2 separate regions of the Homo sapiens genome follow, and region 2 is linked to region 1. Evidence: chromatin loops called from intact Hi-C (ENCODE). Cell type or tissue: heart left ventricle. All regions are shown on one strand. Links, peaks and the distances in the headings refer to the core of each region. The heading gives the core; the rest is flanking DNA. Region 1 overlaps CAMTA1 (calmodulin binding transcription activator 1). Region 2 overlaps CAMTA1 (calmodulin binding transcription activator 1).

Evidence for each region. Hi-C counts contacts between places; a loop is a spot of excess contacts. Peaks named below come from ENCODE experiments on the same cell type or tissue, not always from the same donor. Only the 100,000 strongest peaks of a DNase experiment are listed, where the experiment ranks them.
Region 2: a loop joins it to region 1, with 3 times the contacts of the local background. A loop is called at or near these places in 6 of 110 quality-filtered maps.

The regions. Positions count from the first base shown.
Region 1 is chr1:7,368,631-7,371,541 of GRCh38, reverse strand. All of the region lies in intron 5 of CAMTA1 (calmodulin binding transcription activator 1), which reads right to left. CAMTA1-IT1 (CAMTA1 intronic transcript 1) reads right to left here. Exons shown (of 1, transcript XR_010947450.1): 1 at 1,272-2,911. Among named protein-coding and RNA genes, the nearest start is that of CAMTA1-IT1, 5.7 kb to the right of the region's middle. In heart left ventricle, for the core only: no CTCF peak of the experiment used is centred there; a DNase peak (open chromatin) is centred at 1,471; H3K27ac peaks cover 775 bases.
Region 2 is chr1:7,514,871-7,517,781 of GRCh38, reverse strand. The region is part of intron 6 of CAMTA1 (calmodulin binding transcription activator 1); the gene reads right to left. Among named protein-coding and RNA genes, the nearest start is that of CAMTA1-AS1, 75 kb to the right of the region's middle. In heart left ventricle, for the core only: a CTCF peak has its summit at 1,321 (motif pointing right); no DNase peak of the experiment used is centred there; H3K27ac peaks cover 87 bases.

The DNA of each region.
Region 1 (2,911 bases), core at 176-2,675:
ATGCCTGTAATCCCGGCACTTTGGGAGGCCGAGGCGGGCAGATCACCTGAGGTCAGGAGTTTGAGATCAGCCTGGCCAACATGATGAAACCCCATCTCTACTAAAAATGCAAAAAAAATTAGCCAGGCGGGGTGGCAGGCGCCTGTAATCCCAGCTACTCAGGAGGCTGAGGCAAGATAATCACTTGAACCCAGGAGGTGGAGGTTGCAGTGAGCCGAGATACGCCACTGCACTCCAGCCTGGGTGACAAAGCAGGACTCCATCTCGAAACAAACAAACAAACAAACAAACAAACAAACAAAACCCAGAGCATTAGAAAGTGCCACATCCAGGCCAGGCACGGTGGCTCACGCCTGTAATCCCAACATTTTGGGAGGCCGAGGCAGGAGGATCACAAGGTCAGGAGATCGAGACCAACCTGGATAACACGGTGAAACCCTGTCTCTACTAAAAATACAAAAAATTACCTGCGCGTGGTAGTGGGCACCTGTAATCCCAGCTACTCTGGAGGCTGAGGCAGGAGAATGGTGTGAACCTGGGAGGTGGAGCTTGCAGTGAGCCGAGATCGCGCCACTGCACTCCAGCCTGGGCGACAGAGTGAGACTCCGTCTCAAAAAAAAAAAAAAAGAAAGAAAGAAAAAGAAAGTGCCATATCCCAGGACCCAGGGCAATAATGGCGGGCTCTGAAAAATCATGTTTGGTGGGAAGGACAAGGGGGATATAGACATGTGACAGTCGGAATGTGTTTTTAATGAAATGTAAGAATGGAAAATTTGCCTTATTTCTCAATTGATATATCCATTTATGTGGCATGTGATTTTAAATATATCTGAGTAAATGCATTCAAAAATAGCAAGAAACCCAAGAACGCCGACTATCAAAACCCCTCCCAACCACACTTTTCTTTCTCACTTAGCGATATATTAATCCTTGAACACTAATACGTGTCAATAAATAAGAGTCTGTGGAACATGAAATGTTAAAAGCCTTTCCAGGAATGTGTGTCTTCCCTCGAATACGACCCGGACAGTAATGGATTATTTTACTCCATTTCTGGATGTGCACGTTTCTTACATCGATTTTAAAACCCTTGGGTTCAAATGTACCTTATTACATTTTAAAGTCTTTGGATTGTAGCAGAAAAACGTTCTGCACTATAAAACACAGAGCATAGTTGGGGTTTGATGGGTTTGCTTCTATTTTCTACCACACAAAACGCTTTCTAAATGCCATTAAAATTTAGCATACACCATAATAACCAAGCTGCATTGTTCCATGTTTAAGTCAATTGACTTCTGAGTTTTATTTCTTCATATACATCAAATCAAATAAAGTTGCTGCTGTAGCAAGAGGTGAGGACATGGCTGCTGTTGTTGGGTGGACCAGTCCCTGCTGCCCCCGCGGAGAGCTGGCTGGGTGCTGGAGAGGCTGTGGAATGTGACTGTGATTGCTGCTGTCAGTCTGGAAAAGAGAGAAGTGCCGTGATGTAAGCAAGGGGCCTGAACGCCGCAGCAGGGACCCACGTCACCAGTGGGCCATGGCAAGGGCCTGAAGTACCTTGACCCGGGGTGAGAAGAGTCTATCAGGGAATAAGCCCGAATTTAGTTCCTAGACACTCTCCTACATAGTACTCTATTCAATCAAGAATTAACCTTACCCACAGAGAGGTCTGGGCTGTGCCCTGGGCTCCTAGGAGGGGACTGATCAGGTGAGAGTGTCTTTGGAGCTTTGGGCCATGCTCGAGAGTCTAACAATGTGATAAGGGGGTGTGTTTGGGGTCCCATGACCTCAGCTTGTCCTAGGCAGGGCTGGAGGCTGAAGACATGTGGGTAGCTAACCAGGTCTATGTGTGAGCCCCAGTAAAGACTGGGCACCAAGGCCCAGCGAGCTTCCTGGTTGGCGACACCGACACACAGGCTGTGGGGAGACGCTAGTGGTCCCACAACTTACCCATAGAGGATGGCTGGAATCCCCACCCAGAACCTGTCTGCACCCTACCCCATGTGTCTCTTCCCTCAGCTGATTTTAATCTGTGTCCTTTCACTCTGATAAGCCTTAACCACACGCATAACAGATTTCAGCAAGTTCTGTGAGTCCTTCAGTGAATTATGGAACCACAGAGTGGTCCTGCCCTGAATTTACACTTAGTGTCAGAAGCGAGGGTATGCTTGTGAATGACCCCCTCAAACTCTTACACTCATTAGGGCACCTCAAGTTCAAGTCTGAACTCTGTTCTTCCCCTAAGTAGCCAGATAAACTTAGGTAGGTTATTCAACTTCCTGACCTTCACGGATCTCACCTACAGAATGGGCAAGCTGTGACAGAGAGCTTCCTGCATTGGTTGTCCTAATTTCCAACCAACCATGACTCCTCCCTCTGCTCCTGGGCCCCCTTCAGACCATCCTCACTGAGGACACCACCCTACCTTCTCCAGGCCCCTGTGGTGGGGGAGGAGGAGGGGCAGGAAGCAACCTCCACACCCAGGACCTGGCCATCCTCTCCGGCCTCCAAACTCTCCCCTCTAGTCTTGGGCAACATGTCAGCTTTGACTGAACTCCCAAAAACAGAAGCAGAAGGAGGAAGGTGGAGGTACACTGTGCCACAGTGCAGTGTGACAGTCATGGTGCCATGGGAAGTCAAGAAGGCATAGTGACTGGCAAGGGCTTCGTGGCAGGACAGCCCAGGCTCTGTGGATGAGCAGCTGGATGACTCTGGGCAGGTCCTCATCTCACGTCAGGCTCATCCAATCATTTAACAATTTAAATTTAACAACATGTGCGGAACACCACAGCGAGCCAGGTACCACGGTGGGTGCTGAAGCTGCAGCAGCGTGCAAGACAGAAATGGAGCTACAGCTTAGGGGAGGGCAGACGAGAAAAGAAGAAAAGGCAGTCCAAGTGATGAGGGCCAC
Region 2 (2,911 bases), core at 283-2,782, 150 kb before region 1:
TGAATGGATATCGTGTTCTCTCCCTGATGGGGGATGCCCAGACATGGTAGACAGAGGATGTGTTGGTTGCTCTAAGTGTCTCTGACCCTGAAGATTTGAGAATAAGCCCCAGCCGTCAGCCCCTGCTCAATTGCAGTCACCCACCCAGGAATTTCCCCAACCCTTCTTGAGACTTCATATCTGTTTTACTTTTTCCTTCCTTTGGAATCATAACATTAAAGAGATGATATATACCAAAGCACTTTGTGAAAGGAGAGTTAGCAGCAACTACTCAGAAAAGGAGCTAACATTTAGTAGAACCTACTAAATGCCAGGTTCTGTGCCAGGTCCTGCAATCCTTGCCATTATCAGAACAGGATTCGTGTACCCATTTCACAGGTTGGGGAACAGCTTTAGGGAAATTAAAGTCCTTGGCCAAGGTTGCAGGTAGAAGTGGAACTCTCCTGTGAGGTTCCCCTGTGACCCAGCAATCCCATCTCTAGGGATTTATCCCAAGGGTATAACCAGACCAACATGAAAAGGATAATTAGAAGGATCCTGGTTATTAATGATGAGTAATTAGGAATAATCCAAACATCCCACGCTCACGGACTGGCTAGATAAGTGATGGAGTATTTGGAGAATGGAATATAACGTGGCCACGAGAAAGGATTATGCAGATCTATGTCCATCAGCTTGAAAAGATGCTCATGTCAGCAAAAAAAGTAGATTACAAGATAGCAGTGGCTAATATCTGCCCAGAAAGAGCTCAGAAGTTCAGACACTAAAATCTGAAGAGTTACTATCTTTGGAAGGTGGGATTTCACACGATTTTTATTACCATTCTACCTTTTTTTAATGATTAGATTTTTAAACATGGGCATGGATTATTTTCATAATGAGAAATAACAATAGAGCTATGCCCATTTTACAAACAAGAGCCCTCTCAGGGTCTCCTGTGTGACTCCCTTTGCTGGCAGACAGGGCTTCCTTCCATTTGTCTAAAAATATGCAACATTTCTTCCCAGTGAGCCCCTTCTTCTGGCCTGTGGGGAGTGGAAAACAGGTCTGTGACATTCTGCTGGCCTTCTGTGGTCTCTTGTGGGTGTGACCACCTCAGTCCCTTCCTCTTTTCTGTGTGGGTTTTGCAGGACAGTTCCCTAGCATTCCTCTTGTCTTGGGGTGGAGAAATGAAGAACATGAAATCCTGAAATGTCTAAGCAGGAAGGAACCTCAAGGAGCCATCTGGTCTACCCTGTGCCTCTTTCTTAGCTGTTCCCACTGTCAGCCCAGCCATCCAAAGCATCCAGCTCTGAAGAGGCTTCTCCCAGCCAGCAGAGGGGCGTGTGTGCACTGGCTCTGGCCGGTGAGCTCCCTGGCTGCCCCAGCTGCCCTCCACGGCCCCTCCTCCTCCCAGCCCCCAATTCCACAGTGTGACTCCAACAGGAGGCTTCGGGACAGCAGAACAATTTAATTCCTATTACAGTATAAAAATTAATAACATTAAAATGTCATGATCATCCCACACTAATTAAGCATCTAATGAATAATTAGCTGTGGACACATCTGACATTTTGGTCATTAATTTGAGCAAGTGTTTTAAGTTCCAAACAAAACCCCTCTGTGGTGGAGCCCACGACTCTGTGTTAAGCGGTGGAGACTTACAAAGTCAGCGCACGTTCCCCAGCCGGCTGGGAGGCTTGCTGATGGAGGCGGGAGTGGGGTAGGTTCTCCTGCCCTGGTGGGGGCCGGTCCAGGAAGGCTGATGCAGAGCCCACCTTCTCTAGCTTGGGAGGATGTGACACAGGGCAAGGGCATATGCAAAGACTCAGGGGACATCAGTCCCTGAGACCTGGGGTAAGAGCCACCAGGCTCCACAATCCCTTTGCATCGGCTGTTCCCACTCAGAGGCTGAAATCAGACAAACCGTGCCTATTTGGGACCCATGTCCCACGACCTGCTGCGCCCATGGGTCTGTGAAATCACTCAAGGAAGGAAAAGAGTCGTGGAGTCTTAGCAGACCAGCAGATCCTGGGAAAAAGTGAAACCAGGTCTGTCCAGGGCTCGCGAGAGGTTAGCTTAGCAGGGGACGAAGGAGGGGAACTTGGGAGCCTGGTGGAGCCTGGACTCTGGATTTGCTCACTGGTGCCTCTCGCTCCGAGATGAGCTGCCCGGGGGGTGGAATAGGGTGTAGGGAGAAGTCATCCTGGCTAAGAGGCAGCCCCAAATCCTGTCAAGAGCCCTGGCCCGGGTTTAAACTCAGCTGTGCCCATCCCTGGCTGTGCAGCCACCCCTGACTGGGCCATGTGGTGGGCATTGGGCTGTGAGCTAAGTACTTACATACATAAGCCCATGAGGAAATTGGGCACCCAGAGGTTGAATGACTCACCTGAAGTCACATACAGAGGCAGAGCCCGGACAGGAATCAGGTGTTTTGGTGCCACAGTCCGAGACTTAGGCAATGCTCCTTAAGGCCTCTTTCTTCCTGATGTCTCAGGAACCCTTCCAAGGCCACAAGAGCAGGAAGCTGCCAGGGCCAGATAAGCTCTGCCGGTGAGTGACATGAGCAAGGGGACACCTGGGATGATCCCAGGTGGAGGCAGCCGGGGAGGACCAGCCTGATGATCCCAGGTGGAGGGAGCCGGGGAGGACCAGCCTGATGATCCCAGGTGGAGGGAGCCGGGGAGGACCAGCCTGATGATCCCAGGTGGAGGGAGCCGGGGAGGACCAGCCTGATGATCCCAGGTGGAGGGAGCCGGGAAGGACCAGCCTGATGATCCCAGGTGAAGGGAGCAGGGGAGGGCCGGCCTGATGATCCTGGGTGGAGGGAGCCCAGGAGGACCACCTGGCTCTCAAAGGGGAGTAGGAGGAACAGACATTTGCTCTTTAGGTTTTTCCTCTGGGACTGTTTTGAATCTCAGTCTGCATCCCA